2 separate regions of the Homo sapiens genome follow, and region 2 is linked to region 1. A link is an interaction called in ENCODE POLR2A ChIA-PET data of the cell type or tissue named here. Cell type or tissue: endothelial cell of umbilical vein. All regions are shown on one strand. Each heading gives the region's core, and the rest is flanking DNA. Links, peaks and the distances in the headings are about the cores only. Region 1 has its middle 23 kb from the start of TNFAIP8L1. Region 2 overlaps DPP9 (dipeptidyl peptidase 9).

Region 1 (12,520 bases), core at 4,118-6,617:
GTTTGTTTGTTTTTCTGGCTGTAAGTTTATTCAGTGCAAACTAATCCTCTCCAATTTTACCGAGGTGGCTGACCATGTCCACCACCAAATCCACCTCTAAACTGGAATTCGGTTGCTGGCCCAGCCCCAGCCTTGGCTTCCTGGCCAGCACCAGGGGGCACAGCGCCCCACCTGTGGGTCTCTGTCAGCTTCCCCTCTTGGGAGTCTTGGAGGGCACTCACCCTCCAGACGTTTAGGCCAAGGTCTACCAGTCTCTGGACGGCTGCGGCATAGAGTGGCAGGCACACTCTCTGAGGGCAGCTGGAGGTCATCATGGAGACACTAGATACCCTCATTGGTAAGGTACCAGTAGAAACGTCTCCAGTTGGCCAGGCATGGTGGCTCACGCCTGTAATTCTAGCACTTTGGGAGGCTGAGGCGGGCGGATCACAAGGTCAGGAGTTCGAGACCAGCCTGACCAACATGGTGAAACCCCTCCTCTACTAAACATACAAAAATTAGCCAGGCATGGTGGTGGGTGCCTGTAATCCCAGCTACTCAGGAGGCTGAGGCAGAAGAATCACTTGGACCCGGAAGGCGGAGGTTGCAGTGAGCCGAGATTGCGCCACTGCACTCCAGCCTGGGCGACAGAGCGAGACTCCATCTCAAAAAAAAAAAAAATGTCTCCAGGCAAATTGTTCCTTCACATGACCTCATGATCTGAGAGACTGTTTGGCCTTTATGACGTGTAGGTTGGGCACATTCCTGTCTGCCAGCTCTGGGTGCTTAGGCAGGTGGGCATCCTTCTTGGCCACCATGACTCCCTCCTTAAAAAGGAGTTCATAGACTGGGCACGGGGGCTCACACCTGTAATCCCAGCACTTTGGAAGGCTGAGGCGGGGGGATCACTTGAGGTCAGGATTTCGAGACCAGACTGGCCAACATGGTGAAACCCCGTCTCTACTAAAAATATAAAAATTAGCCAGGCGTGGTGGCGGGCACGTGCAATCCCAGCTACTCAGGAGGCTGAGGCTGGAAAATCACTTGAACCCAGGAGGCGGAGGTTGCAGTGAGCCGAGACCACACTATTGCACTCCAGCCTGGGCGACAAGAGCAAAACTCAAGTCACAGAAAAAAAAAAAAAGAGAGAGAGAGAAGTTCATAAATGGCAATCCGGTTCTCCTCAGCCATCAACATCTCTGCAACTGTCAGGGCCGGGGCTGGAAAGGGGGCCGAGTCTGCTTTTGTCTCCACTGCTTCTTTCCCGAGTACATGAATCTCCGGCTACCACTGAATCTCTCTGTTCTAGGCTCCGGGGTCCCTAAGACCCCTGAGTCTGGGGTCAACTCTGCTGAAGTTTGGAGGGCCATGGTGGGGATACCTTCTCAGCCAGAAAAACACAAGATCCCAAATATCAGCACCCCCCTTTCTTGAAACCCCCCAGACCCTGGACAGCAGGTCTGGATCCTGTCTGTCAGCTTCATCTCTGTTGCTAGGCAACCCCAGTGCTCTCCTCCACCCCCATCTCCCTGCATTCACACTTATTTCTTGGTGAAACAGACAAGCTCTTCCCAGCCGCCTCACCCCAAGTCTGTGCACCCCTGGGCACTCTCTCAGAACAAATTTGCCCTCTGGATGAGGGTCTCACACAAAGCTGGCCCCTCCCCACCTCCCATCCTCCCATTCCGCCTCCTGGGAATATATATATATAATTTTTTTTTGAGACAGAGTCTTACTCTGTTGCCCAGGCTGCAGTGCAGTGGCACGATCTCAGCTCATTGCAACCTTCGCCTCCCAGGTTCAAGTGAGTCTCCCGCCTCGGCTCCCCGAGTAGCTGGGATTACAGGCATGTGCCACCATACCCAGCTAATTTTGTATTTTTAGTAGAGATGGGGTTTCACCACCCGCCTCAGCTTCCCAAAGTGCTGGGAGTGAGCCACAGCGCCCGGCCACCTCCTGGGAATGGGAATAGATGTCTATAGTAGTTCCCATGCTTCCAATTTCCCATGTTCTAAAGTCAGAAGCACCTTCCCTATGTTGGCTGGCTTCACTGTCACCCATGGAGGTGGCACAGCCATTGTTGCTACACAGAGGAGGACACTGAGGCTCCGAGATGCAGAGTTGACTGCCCCCAATCGCACAGCAAGGGTTGGGCTGCTGAACTCAAATCCGGAGCCCTGTGGGGACTCCCACTCAAAGCCGCAGGGGGTCCCAGGCCAGGTGCTGTGTGACCTCGGGGAGGCCCCTTTCCCTCTCTGTTCCTCCCCAGCCAGCCAGGGAGAAGGTGAAGCCTTAAAATCCATTTGAATTCCATCTCCCTGGGCCAGGTGTTCTGGCACACGCCTGAATCCCAACGCTTTGGGAGGCTGAGGCGGGAAGACCCCTTGAGGCCAGGAGTTCAAAACCAGCCTGGGCTATGTAACGAGATCCCATCTCTACAGAAAATTTAAAAATTAGCTGGCATGGTAGCAGGCAACTGTAGTCTCATTTACTCAGGAGGCTGAGGCAGGAGGATTGCTAGAGCCCAGGAGTTCGAGGCTGCAGTGAGCTATAATCGCACCACTATGAGGCGCTCCAGCCTGGACGACAGAGCGAGACCCCGCCTCAAAAAAACTCATAAACTCCATCTCCCGTCTCTGCCTCAGTACCTGGGAGGCAGGAGCAGGTGGGGGATCTGGAAGTAGCAGAGAGGGGGGTGCCGCAGGAGAGTGGGGAGTGTGGAGCCCAGAGGTTGGCAGCCCCGGGGGAGATGTGCACCCAGAGCCTGCGAGACGGAAATAGAACGTCAGAGACAGAGGAGAGGGAGAGACAGAGGAGAGGGAGAGATAGAGGAGAGGGAGAGACTGAGGAGACGCAGAGACAGAGGAGAGGCGGAGTCAGAGGAGACGCAGAGACAGAGGAGAGGCAGAGACAGAGGAGAGGGAGAGACAGAGGAGAGGCAGAGACAGAGGAGAGGCAGAGACAGAGGAGAGGGAGAGACAGAGGAGAGGCAGAGACAGAGGAGACGCAGAGACAGAGGAGAGGGAGAGACAGAGGAGAGGGAGAGACAGAGGAGAGGCAGAGACAGAGGAGAGGCAGAGACAGAGGAGAGGGAGAGACAGAGGAGAGGCAGAGACAGAGGAGACGCAGAGACAGAGGAGAGGGAGAGACAGAGGAGAGGGAGAGACAGAGGAGAGGCAGAGACAGAGGAGAGGCAGAGACAGAGGAGAGGGAGAGACAGAGGAGAGGCAGAGACAGGAGACGCAGAGACAGAGGAGAGGGAGAGACAGAGGAGAGGGAGAGACTGAGGAGACGCAGAGACAGAGGAGAGGGAGAGACAGAGGAGAGGCAGAGACAGAGGAGAGGGAGAGACAGAGGAGAGGCAGAGACAGAGGAGAGGCAGAGACAGAGGAGAGGCAGAGACAGAGGAGAGGCAGAGACAGAGGAGAGGGAGAGACAGAGGAGAGGCAGAGACAGAGGAGAGGGAGAGACAGAGGAGAGGCAGAGACAGAGAAGAGGGAGAGACAGAGGGGAGGCAGAGACAGAGGAGAGGGAGAGACAGAGGAGAGGCAGAGACAGAGGAGAGGCAGAGACAGAGGAGAGGGAGAGACAGAGGAGAGGGAGAGACAGAGGAGAGGCAGAGACAGAGGAGAGGGAGAGACAGAGGAGAGGCAGAGACAGAGGAGAGGCAGAGACAGAGGAGAGGGAGAGACAGAGGAGAGGGAGAGACAGAGGAGAGGCAGAGACAGAGGAGAGGGAGAGACAGAGGAGAGGCAGAGACAGAGGAGAGGGAGAGGCAGAGGAGAGGCAGAGACAGAGGAGAGGCCGAGTCAGAGGAGAGGCAGAGACAGAGGAGAGGCTGAGTCAGAGGAGAGGCAGAGACAGGAGAGGTGGGGGAGGAAGGCCAGACCATCCCCCTGTGCCCAGCCAGTGCCAGATCCACAGTGGCGTGGGGAAGGGAGAAAGTGGAGAAGAGGGAGGGGTGGGGAAGAAGGTGGTGGGTGAAGCTGGTGCCCCATGGGAGGAGCAGAGACAAAAAGATACAGAAGCAGAGAGACCCAGGTGGGGGGTCGGGGGAAGACAGAGAAAGAGAGGGCTGGGGAGAGAGAGAGAAGAATGAGAAAGGGCGGGGAGAGAGGGGGAAAGAGAGAATGAGAAAGGGGAGAGAGAGAAAGAGAGGGGGAAGGAAAGAGGAGGGAGAGAGAAAGAGAAACGGAGGGAGAAAGGGGGGAGAGGGAGAGAGAGAGGGAGAGAGGGAGATGTAGACACAGAGAGACGTGTAGAGACCCAGAGATACACACAGAGATAAGGAGAGACGGAGAGATCATCATGGAGAACTGGGAGAGAGGGAGAGAGATGTGGCCAGCCCTAGACACTCAGAGTGCTGTTCGGATCATAATCGCCTGAGTAGCTTTTGGGGGTTCTTTTAGCAGGCATCATGGGGTATTCGGGCCAGTCTTGGCCAGTGCTGGAGCCTCGGGGTCTCCCAGAGTCCACCCCACAGCCCCTCATGTTCAGGCTGGGGTGGAAGAAACCCAGAACTGGGTGGGCAGTGGCCAGAGGGGCTCAGAAAGAGGAGCTGGAAGCAAAGCTATTGAAGGCAATTGATTGCCAGGAAGAAAAGGCTTTGGGGAAAAGCGTTTCTGGTACAGGGACCAGCATGGGCAAAGGCCGGGTGGGGGTGAAATAAAGTCAGTGCACTTGGACATGGCAAGATTGTCCTGTGGCTCATGTTGGAATGGGTGCTGTGGAGGGGATAGGATGGAGATGACGCAGGAAAGGCCTCCAGGGTCATGTACCCCAAAATACAGGCATTGGGGCCCAGAGAGTCCTCCGTCTTGGTTTGGCTCATGAGGAGCCACCAGGCTGTGGAGAAGTAAAACTGGACACAGCTGGACACTGACTGAGGGGTCAGGGCTGGGACAGAGGGACAATCCTGGGGAGCTCAGAGTTGGGAAGAGAGTGGGGGCACCAGACACTGGTCCCTGGGATAAAACAGGCTGAGAATCCCTTATCCAAAATGCTTGGGATGGCTGGATGCAGTGGCTCATGCCTGTAATCCTAGCACTTTGGGAGTCTGAGGCAGGCAGATCACCTGAAGTTGGGAGTTCGAGACTAGCCTGGCCAACATGGTGAAACCCCATCTCCACTAAAAATACAAAAGTATGGTGGCGCACACCTGTAATCCCAGCACTTTGGGAGGACGAGGCGGGTGGATCACCTGAGGTCAGGAGTTCAAGACCAGCCTGGCCAACATGGCAAAACCCCGTCTCTACTAAAAATACAAAAAATTAGCTGGGCATGGTGGTGGGCACCTGTAATCCCAGCTACCTGGGAGGCTGAGGCAAGAGAATCGCTTGAACCCAGGAGGCAGAGGTTGCAGTGAGCCGAAATCACACCATCGCACTCCAGCCTGGGTGACAGAGCGAGATTCCGTCTCAAAAAAAAAAAAAAAAAATTAGCTAGGGGTGCTGACGCATACCTGTAATCCCAGCTACTTGGGAGTCTGAGGCATGAGACTCACTTGAACCCAGGAGACGGAGGTTGAAGTGAGTCAAGATTGCGTCATTGCGTTCCGGCTTGGGGGACAGAGTAAGACTCTGCCTCAAAAAAAATAAAAAATAAAAAAGGCCGGGCGCAGTGGCTCACGCCTGTAATCCCAGCACTTTGGGAGGCCAAGGCAGGCAGATCACGAGGTCAGGAGATCGAGACCAACCTGGCTAACACGGTGAAACCCCGTCTCTACTAAAAATACAAAAAATTAGCCGGGCGTGGTGGCGGGCGCCTGTAGTCCCAGCTACTCGGGAGGCTGAGGCAGGAGAATGGCGTGAACCCGGGAGGCGGAGCTTGCAGTGAACCGAGATGGCGCCACTGCACTCCAGCCTGGGCGAGAGCAAGACTCCGTCTCAAAAAAAAAAAAAAAAAAAGAAAAAAGAAAAAAAAACCTTTGGAACAGAAGCATTTTTCCATGGTGAAGAAGTGTTTTGGATTGGGGATTTTTTCGGATTTCAGAATATTTTCATTATACTTGCCAGCTGAGCATCCCTAATCTGAAAATCCAAAATCTGAAATGCTGCAAGGAGCCTTATTACCTTTGAGTGCCATGTCGGCGGTCAAAGCATTTTCTCTTTTTTTTTTTTTAAATTATTATTATACTTTAAGTTTTAGGGTACATGTGCACAATGTGCAGGTTAGTTACATATGTATACATGTGCCATGCTGGTGTGCTGCACCCATTAACTCGTCGGTCAAAGCATTTTCAATTGGAGCATGTTGGATTTTGGATTTTGGATTTTTGGATTGGGGTGCTGAGCCTAGGTAATAATTTAACAAGATGACGTCATAGCAAATGGTGGGGATGAAGTTATTTTAGCCAGGAATGGCTTCTCTGAGGAGGTGACGTTTAAGCTGAGACCTAGAACAGGAAAATGAGACAACTCTGAGGGGATCTGGGGGCACAGCTGTTCTGGGAAGAGGGTGCATCCCATGCAAAGGCCCTGGAGCAGGACCGCACCTGGTGTATTGGTGTTGGAGGGACAGTGAAGAGGCCCGTCTGGCTGGGGCAGAGTGAACGAGGCGAAGAGAGGGAGGAGGGGAGGGCAGGAAGGGGGCAGGAAAGGTTGTAAAGAGCCTGGTGGGCCTCTGGGAGGACTTGAGCTTTGACCTGGAGGGAGGTGGGAGCCAGAGGGCTGTAGGCAGGAGAAGGACAGATCTGACTTAGATTTTTTTCTTCTTCTGCTTGAAATGGAGTCTCACTCTGTCACCCAGGCTGGAATGCAGTGGCATGATCTTGGCTCACTGCCACCACTGCCTCCCAGGTTCAAGCGATTCTCCTGCCTCAGCCTCCAGGGTAGCTGGGGTTATAAGCGCCTGCCACCTTGCCTGGCTAAGTTTTGTATTTTTTAGTAGAGATGGGGTTTCACCATGTTGGCCAGGCTGGTCTCAAATTCCTGACCTCAGGTGATCCACCCTCCTCGGCCTCCCAAAGTGTCGGGATTACAGATGTGAGCCACTGAGCCTGGCCCTGACTTAGATTTTAAGGGGTCATCTTGAATTCTTTCATGTAAGAAGAAAAATAAACATCTCAAGCAAAAGTGACCAAACCTAACTGTGTTCACTATGGTTGTTTCTCCCGTGATATCATTCTCCTGGCCAGGCATGGTGGCGGGTGCCTGTAATCCCAGCGACCCGGGAGGCTGAGGCAGGAGAATCGCTTGAATCCAGAAGGCGGAGATTGCACTGAGCCAAGATCGCGCCACTGCACTCCAGCTTGGGCAAAAGAGCAAGACTCCATCTCAAATAATAATAATAATAATAATAATTCTGCTAATATCAACCAACTCGTAAGTAAGCAATGTCAAGTTGACTATGACTGGTGGGTCTCCAGCTCCAGCCTAGGCTGGATCCACTGAATTTGGCCAATTCAGGCCTCCCTCTGGCCTGCACGCCTGACCCTTTCCTGGGGCTGGGGATCTCCGTCGTTGTCCCCTTACCTTGAGCCTCTCCAGCAGGGAGGTTGGTGTCTTTCCTGAACTCGCCGACTAATGCCTCAGCTCTGAAGACCTAATTGTGCATGAAATCCAATCAAATTATCAGGTCCTGATGAGCAATTCCCTAGATTATTTAGCTCAGTGAAGTAAATAATGACATTAGCTGTCGCGTTCTCCTGCAAGCTCATTTTGTGGTGGGCCTAGCGACAGAGGCCCCTCATTATCTGCAGTGTAACCAGAGGCCCCTGCACTCTGGTCATCCTGAGTGGTGGGAAGAAGGGAGAGGGTGGGAGCTCACAGTCTTCAGATATTAGCCCTAGAGGGACTCAGTGCTGTCCTACAAATGGGGAAACTGAGGCCCAATGCAGAACCTGCCTGAACTCACAGACAGTTAGGGTCTCTGGAATCCATCTCCACATCTGCCATCCATCTGGGAGAATGGTGACCCACATGGGCACACACCACCCCCTGTCCTCATCTCCATCCTTAGGTGTGCCAAGGCAGAACTCAAATATGGGATAAAAGTGACATGCAGAGTGGAGGAAAGCTCCAGTATGTACACATCTGAAGTCCTTGTCTCATTCGGAGGAACAAAGAGATGTTGATTAACTTCCAGTTATTGTAAGCTAAGTATACATGGTAAGAGTGTAAGGGTGACTACTCAAAGGCAGAAATGGAATGCATAACTTCCAAATCATGAGGGGGAATAAGAAAGGAACAAAGAAGGCCAGGCTCGGTGGCTCATACCTGCAATCTCAGCACTTTGGGAGGCCGAGGCGGACAGATCACCTGGGGTCAGGAGTCCAAGACCAGCCTGGCCAACATGGTAAAATCCTATCTCTACTTTAAATATTAAATTGGCTGGGCTTGGGCCGGGCACGGTGGCTCATGCCTGTAATCCCAGCACTTTGGGAGGTCAAGGCGGGTGGATCACATGAAGTCAGGAGTTTGAGACCCAATTTTTTTTACAGTTTGAAGCCTGGCCAACGTAGTAAAACCCCAATCCCTACTAAAAATATAAAATTAACTAGGCTTGGTGGTGGGCGCCTGTAATCCCAGCTACTTGGGAGGCTGAGGCCGGAGAATCGCTTGAACCTGGGAGGCAGAGGTTTCAGTGAGCCAAGATCACGCCATTGCACTCTAGCCTGGGCAAAAAGAGCGAAACTCTTGTCTCAAAAAAAAAAAAAAAAGAGAAGGAACAAAGAAAATCTGGCAAATTCAGCAGAAGGTTGAAGAGAAGATGAAAAGGAAGCAGCAGAAAAAATTCATATTAACTATAAAATACAATCAAAGAAAGTGATGAAAATAAAGCCAAATATGTTGGCAAACACAATAAATATAAATGAATTAAACTGATCGCTTAAAAGACATAGGCTGTCAGATTGCATACATAGAAACAACAAAGAATAAACAAAATCCATGTGTATGTTCTTTTGAATACACCTAAAATAAAATAATGCATCATCAGCAAATAAATTACACGAAAAAAAAAAAGAAGAGAAAGCGATGGATAGGAACCTATAGGCTAAAAGAAACTTTAAGACATATCAAGCAGCCAGGCACGGTGGCTCACGCCTGTAATCCCAGCATTTTGAGAGGCCAAGGCGGGTGGATCACGAGGTCAGGAAATCAAGACCATTCTGGCTAACATGGTGAAACCCCGTCTCTACTAAAAATACAAAAAATTTGCAGGGTGTGGCGGTGGGTGCCTGCAGTCCCAGCTACTCAGGAGGCTGAGGCAGGAGAATGGCGTGAACCCGGGAGGTGGAGATTGCAGTGAGCCGAGATCACGCCACCGCACTCCAGCCTGGGTGACAGAGCAAGACTCGGTCTCAAAAAAAAAAAAAAAAAAGACATATCAACCAAATACATGTGTGAACTGTATTTGGATCATGCTCCAAACTGTAAAAAAAATTATGACACTTTTGATAGAAATTTGAGGCCGATGAGATATTTGCTGATAGAATAAAATTATTGTTGGCCAGGCACGGTGGCTCACACCTGTAATCCCAGCACTTTGAGAGGCCAAGGTGGGTGGATCACGAGGTCAGGAGATCGAGACCATCCTGGCTAACATGGTGAAACCCCGTCTCTGCTAAAAATACAAAAATTAGCCGGGCGTGGTGGCATATGCCTGTAGTCCCAGCTACTCAGGAGGCTGAGGTAGGAGAATGGCGTGAACCTGGGAGGCAGAGCTTGCAGTGACCTAAGATCGTGCCACTGCACTCCAGCCTGGGTGACAGAGCAAGACTCCGTCTCATTCTGTTGCCCAGGCTGGAGTGCAGTGGCACGATCTCGGCTCACTGGAACCTCTGCCTCCCTGGTTCAAATGATTGTCCTGCCTCAGCCTCCCATGTAGCTGGGATTACAGGCCCCTGCCACCACGCCCAGCTAATTTTTGTATTTTTATTAGAAATGGCATTTCACCATGTTGGCCAGGTTGGTCTCGAACTCTTGGCCTCCAGTGATCCACCTGCCTCAGCCTCTCAAAGTGCTGGGATTACAGGCATGAGCCACTGCAGGTGGCCATTGTTAAAATTTTCAGCATAGTCCTCCTTATCTTTTAAAGATACCAATTGGTCATGCCTATAATACCAGCTCTTTGGGAGGCCTAGGCAGGTGAATCACTTGAGGTCAGGAGCTCAAGACTAGCCTGATCAATGTGGTAAAACCCTGTCTTTACTAAAAATACAAAATTAGCCAGGCGTGGTAGCGCACTCCTATAATCCCAGTTAGAGGAAGGAGAACTGCTTGAACCCAGGAAGTGGAGGTTGCAGTGAGCCGAGATTGCGCCATTGCACGCCAGCCTGTGCAACAAGAGAGAAACTCTGTCTCAAAAAAAAAAAAAAAGATACAAATTGAAAAATTGAAATATTTATGAGTCAATTATATGATACCCAGTATTCTTTCTTTCTTTCCCGCTCTCATTTTTTTCTCTTTCTTTTTTTTGAGACGGAGTCTCACTCTGTCACCCAGGCTGGAGTGCAGTGGCGTGATCTCCACTCACTGCAACCTCTGCCTCCCAGGTTCAAGCGATTTTCCTCCCTCAGCCTCCTGAGTAGCTGGGATTACAGGCGCCCGCCACCACGCCCGGCTAATTTTTGTATTTTTAAGTAGAGACGGGGTTTCATCATGTTGGTCAGGCTGGTCTCGAACTCCTGACCTCAGGTGATCTGCCCACCTCGGGCTCCCAAAGTGTTGGGATTACAGGCATGAGCCACTGCGCCCATCTCAGTGCATATTTTCTGGATGAACAAACGTGTACCTCTCCACAATCCCGTCTTTCTCCAAGCCTCAGTTTCCTCCCCTGTGAAACAGGGTGAATCTCTCCTGTGGGAAGTGTGAAGTGGGGGCTTCATATAGACAGCCTCCCCGCTCTCAGCTCAGGCCCGGGTGGAGGGGGTGCCCTCTTTCCAGGATTAATGGTGTCCCTGCCTCTGGGATTCAGATTCTGGCTCCACTGGGCATTCGGATCCTGAATCCCAGAAGGTCTCAGGGCTGAGCCCCGGAGCTCTGAGCTGAGGAGACCCTGAGTTAGGGACTGGGGGCACTCAGCCAGTTTGTGGAGGGGGTCTGAAGTACCAGCTAGGGGGAGGGGTGGGGACCAGGACAGGGTTAGAGCCCCAGACCCCAGGGGTGCCCCAGAGAGGAAAATTGGGGAGGGGGATGGGCTAGGGAGCCTCTCGCCTGCCTCTATCTCTCTGTTTCTTCCCCATTCTCTTTCTAAGTCTCTGTCTCTGTCTTTCTCTGTCTCTAGGTCTCTCTGAGTCTCTTTTTATCTCTGACTACCTCTTTTGATCTCTATTGGTCTCCTTTCTCTTGTTTTCTCTCTGTCTCTTTGAATCTACTTTTATCCCTGTCTTTCTTTCCCTCTCTCTCTCTCTCTAAGTCTCTTTGTCTCTCTCTCTCTCTCTCTTTTTTGGCGGGGGGACAGTCTCCCTCTGTCTCCCAGGCTGGAGTGCAGTGGTGCAATCTCGGTTCACTGCAACCTCTGCCTCCCGGGTTCAAGCGATTCTCCTGCCTCAGCCTCCCGAGTAGCTGGGATCACAGGCGCCCGCCACCACGCCCGGCTAATTCTCCATCTCTCTGAGTCTCCTTTTATCTCTGACTATCTCTTTCTATCTCTGTCTCTGTTGTTCTCTCTCTCTCTAGGTCTGTGTCTCTCTATCTCTCTGAGTCTGTATCTCTGTGGGTCTCCTCTGTCTCTCTGAGTCTCCCTTTATCTCTGACTGTCTCTGTCCATCTCTCTGTGTTTCTGTCTTTGCCACCTTCTGCGTGAGTCTCTCCGTGTCTTTTATCTGTCTGACTCCAGCTCAGCTTCTCTGTGTGGGTCTCTTTCTATCTCTCTTGGTTTCTCTCTTTCTCTCCTCACCTCCTCTGTCTCCCCTTCCCAGGCTCCACTTCTTTCCCCCACCTCTTCCTGGGTCCAGGTGCGGGCCCCCTCCCCGCCTCCACCCTGCCCTCCTCTGGCGGTGTCAGCCCTTCCCGTCCAAGCCAGAAAAAGCAGCCAGGCCAGGGCAGGGCAGCCAGCCAGCCTCTCTGCTGGGGACCCCAGGGACTCCAGCAGGACTCCCGCCTCCCTGGCCTGATCCCCAGGGGCTCTGCCCCCCCCTCCCCGCCGCAGAAGCCCTGCCTCCCTCAGCGCCTCTTCCCTTCCTCTGCCTAGAGGTCCTGTGTTATTGCTGCTGGCACCTGAGGCTGCAGAAAAAAAAAAGGAAGTCGCAGTCACCGTGGCTCCTACTTGTCCTTCTCTCTGCCCCAAGTCCTCGGAGCATGAAAAACTCCACCTCCGTGTGAGAACAACACAGTGGGTGCTTCATAGTTGTTTGCGGAATAAACAAACACGTATTGAGTGCCTACTGTGTGCCAAACAGTATTTGAGGTACAGGGGACACTGTGGCATTCAAGACAGACAGAAGTCTGCCCTCCTGGAGTTGACATTCCAGAGCAGGAGGCAGATAGGAACAAGCACACATTGTACCATGTTGAGTAGTGCCTGCCTGCAAAAATAAATTCAAAAATTACATACACTTCGGTTGGGACCGGTGGCTCAGGCCTGTACTCCCAGCACT
Region 2 (2,500 bases), core at 1-2,500, 100 kb before region 1:
CAAGTAGCTGGGAGTACAGGTGCGTGTCACCACACCTGGCTAATTTTTGTATTTTTAGTAGAGACGGGGTTTCACCACATTAGCCAGGATGGTCTCGATCACCTGACCTTGTGATCTGCCCGCCTCGGCCTCCCAAAGTGCTGGGATTACAGGTGTGAGCCCATTATTTTGGTCCTGAAAATGAGGAGGATCCCAGAACTGAAGAAGTGCCCTAAAATCAGGTGTGGATGGAATGTGGTTAGACACGCACCCCCCGGGGCAGTCAGTAAACTCCATGTCTCAGGGCCTGGCACGAGATGAAAAGGCGGTAGGAATTCCTCGACCCTGCGAACCTTTCTCAGTATTCAATTTTCTAATACTCTTAGGCTTGTTTGCTTCAATGGAGCATGCTCAGCTGGGAAGGGAATTGAAGAATGGACCGGGGAAGACGGGGACGGTGTGAAGGGCTATGATTGGCCCAGCCATGGGCTCTAAAACCGGGTGGTCCCAGCGTCTGGTGGGCACATGCCTTAGGGGTCAGTTACTGAAGGGGATCTGTGTCCCTTCCCTTATCTGCACACACTTAATGTCCCACCTGGGCACAGGCTGCTGGGTGACTCTGTAAAGGTTGCTCATCAAAGCTAAAGGCCCAGGCAGTGCTGGGGGCAGTTTGGGTAGGACAGAGGGTGGCATGCTGTTTCCCCGGCAGCCCCCACTTGCAGGGGCACTTGCCTGGCCTGGGCCGGCTGCCCAAAGTCCACCTTGAGGCATTTCCCCATCCAGCGCATGGGTAGGACCCTGTCCTCACCACCCCCATACGCCCCTTGCCCCACGCCAGCCAGGGGCTCCCACCTTTCTTTCTGCCTTATCACCTTGTGGTCGGCCTGAACTCAGAACTGCAGTCAGCACTGAATCTACAGTTCCTTCTAGGCGTCCAAATACTTCCCCCATCTCCAACTACTCCCCCGCCCCCGCTCGCCACCAAAGCACCAGCTCAGACACAGACATCACAGAGCTTTGGAGCTGGGCACGGTGGCTTGCACCCCTCTCATCCCAGCTATTTGCTAGACCGAGGTGGCAGGATCGCTGGAGCCCAGGAGTTTGAGACCAGCCTGGGCAATATAGCAAGACCCCATCTCTTAAAAAAAATGAAAAATTTAAAAAGGAGATCACAGATCTGCCACCCAGCCTTGACAGAGACCATGCTAGGAGGTCTGGAGCTGTTTGCTGGTGGTGTCACAGGCCGCAGAGGCACCCAGCTGATTGGCCGAAGGAAGGAGTAGGTAGACTTGAGTAAGTGGCCTGGAATCCATCTCTGCAGCTGTGTAAACTCTTGACTCCCCTGAGCCACAGCATAGGGTGGTGCTAGGTGGAGAAAGCCCATCACAGGCTAGCCCTCGCTCCCTCACTCTTGCGCCAGCCTCTCTGCAATCCGGGCTGTGCCCCCGGGTAGAAGAGAGGTCAGCGGAGGGCCAGGCTCCAGCACCAAGCCTCGGCCTGTCTGGAAGCTCAAGCTAAAGAGTCTAGCCACATCCAGAAGATTCCTGGAAGTTTCTCGCGATGTTTCATTTCATTTCTCATCTCCGGGATCGAATTTTTGCTTCTTGGGCTATCAGTGGTGATCAGAGGCAAGATAATTTTTATTGTTCTTTGCAATGAAAACAAGCCACGCGGGTCTATAAGTGCTTCCGGGCAGGCTCTCAGCTTATGGGTGGCCCCTTTGGGAGCTCCGAAGGTCACATTTTTTCTTTGCTGCCGTGAGCCAGGCTTGAATTGGGGCAGCACAGCTTAGAGGGGTGCTTAGGCCGCTCAGAGGAGCTCCCCGGGCTCAGTTTTCTGGGCTTGCTGCCAGCAGTGCTTGGGGCAGTGGGGGTTCTTGAGTGCTCAGGCGGTCCTGGTCCCAGCCGCTGCCTAACGCTGCTTGTGGCTCCCCACTGCCCTGGAGGGGACCTGCAGCTCTGCAGTGGGCGCGGACATCCTGTGTGTGACCTGAGAGCCCTGTAAGTGCTGATGTCCTTTGGTTCGTGTCTTTATTTCTGTCTCAGGAGGAGCTGAACTAACAAACTGCGCCCCTTCTGGCTGGAGGGCAGGACACGCTGGCCCTGCCTGGATGGAGTAGGATGAAACAAGGGAAGCATTTTCCCCTGTCATTTCTTTGGGGTCGAGTTGGAGAGGGACCTCCAGAAATCAGCCCACAGCCGTGATACTCAGAAGCCACCTTCCCAAGGGGTCTTCCGCCCCATGAGCCTTTCGTATGTCCCTTGCTGAGGTGGCTTCTACTCTCCTTGGCTTACGGGACCTTCCCACAGGACACGGGTGTCTCGCAGAGCACGGCACGGGCAGTTCTCTGGGCTGCACTCTGTGACTTTTCCTGCTGTAATTGCTGGGCTTATCACACAGCATGTCAGTGGGAGGCCGGGGGCCGGGCTGCCTCCACTGAACCCCTTTTGCTCATTCACTCGGCTCTGATTGGGAGCAAGCTCCAGTGACCTCCCAGCTTCAGTTTCCCCACCTGTAGAAT

The links. Peaks named below come from ENCODE experiments on the same cell type or tissue, not always from the same donor. Only the 100,000 strongest peaks of a DNase experiment are listed, where the experiment ranks them.
Region 2: POLR2A ChIA-PET joins it to region 1 with 6 read pairs; 3 of 35 experiments call an interaction of 5 or more read pairs at or near these places.

What each region holds. Positions count from the first base shown.
Region 1 is chr19:4,609,848-4,622,367 of GRCh38, reverse strand. It overlaps the pseudogene LOC100287614. Among named protein-coding and RNA genes, the nearest start is that of TNFAIP8L1, 23 kb to the left of the region's middle. RefSeq lists a silencer at 5,385-5,585. In endothelial cell of umbilical vein, for the core only: no CTCF peak of the experiment used is centred there; no DNase peak of the experiment used is centred there; H3K27me3 peaks cover 282 bases.
Region 2 is chr19:4,716,722-4,719,221 of GRCh38, reverse strand. All of the region lies in intron 3 of DPP9 (dipeptidyl peptidase 9), which reads left to right. Among named protein-coding and RNA genes, the nearest start is that of DPP9, 5.9 kb to the left of the region's middle. In endothelial cell of umbilical vein, for the core only: no CTCF peak of the experiment used is centred there; a DNase peak (open chromatin) is centred at 1,541; H3K27ac peaks cover 1,696 bases.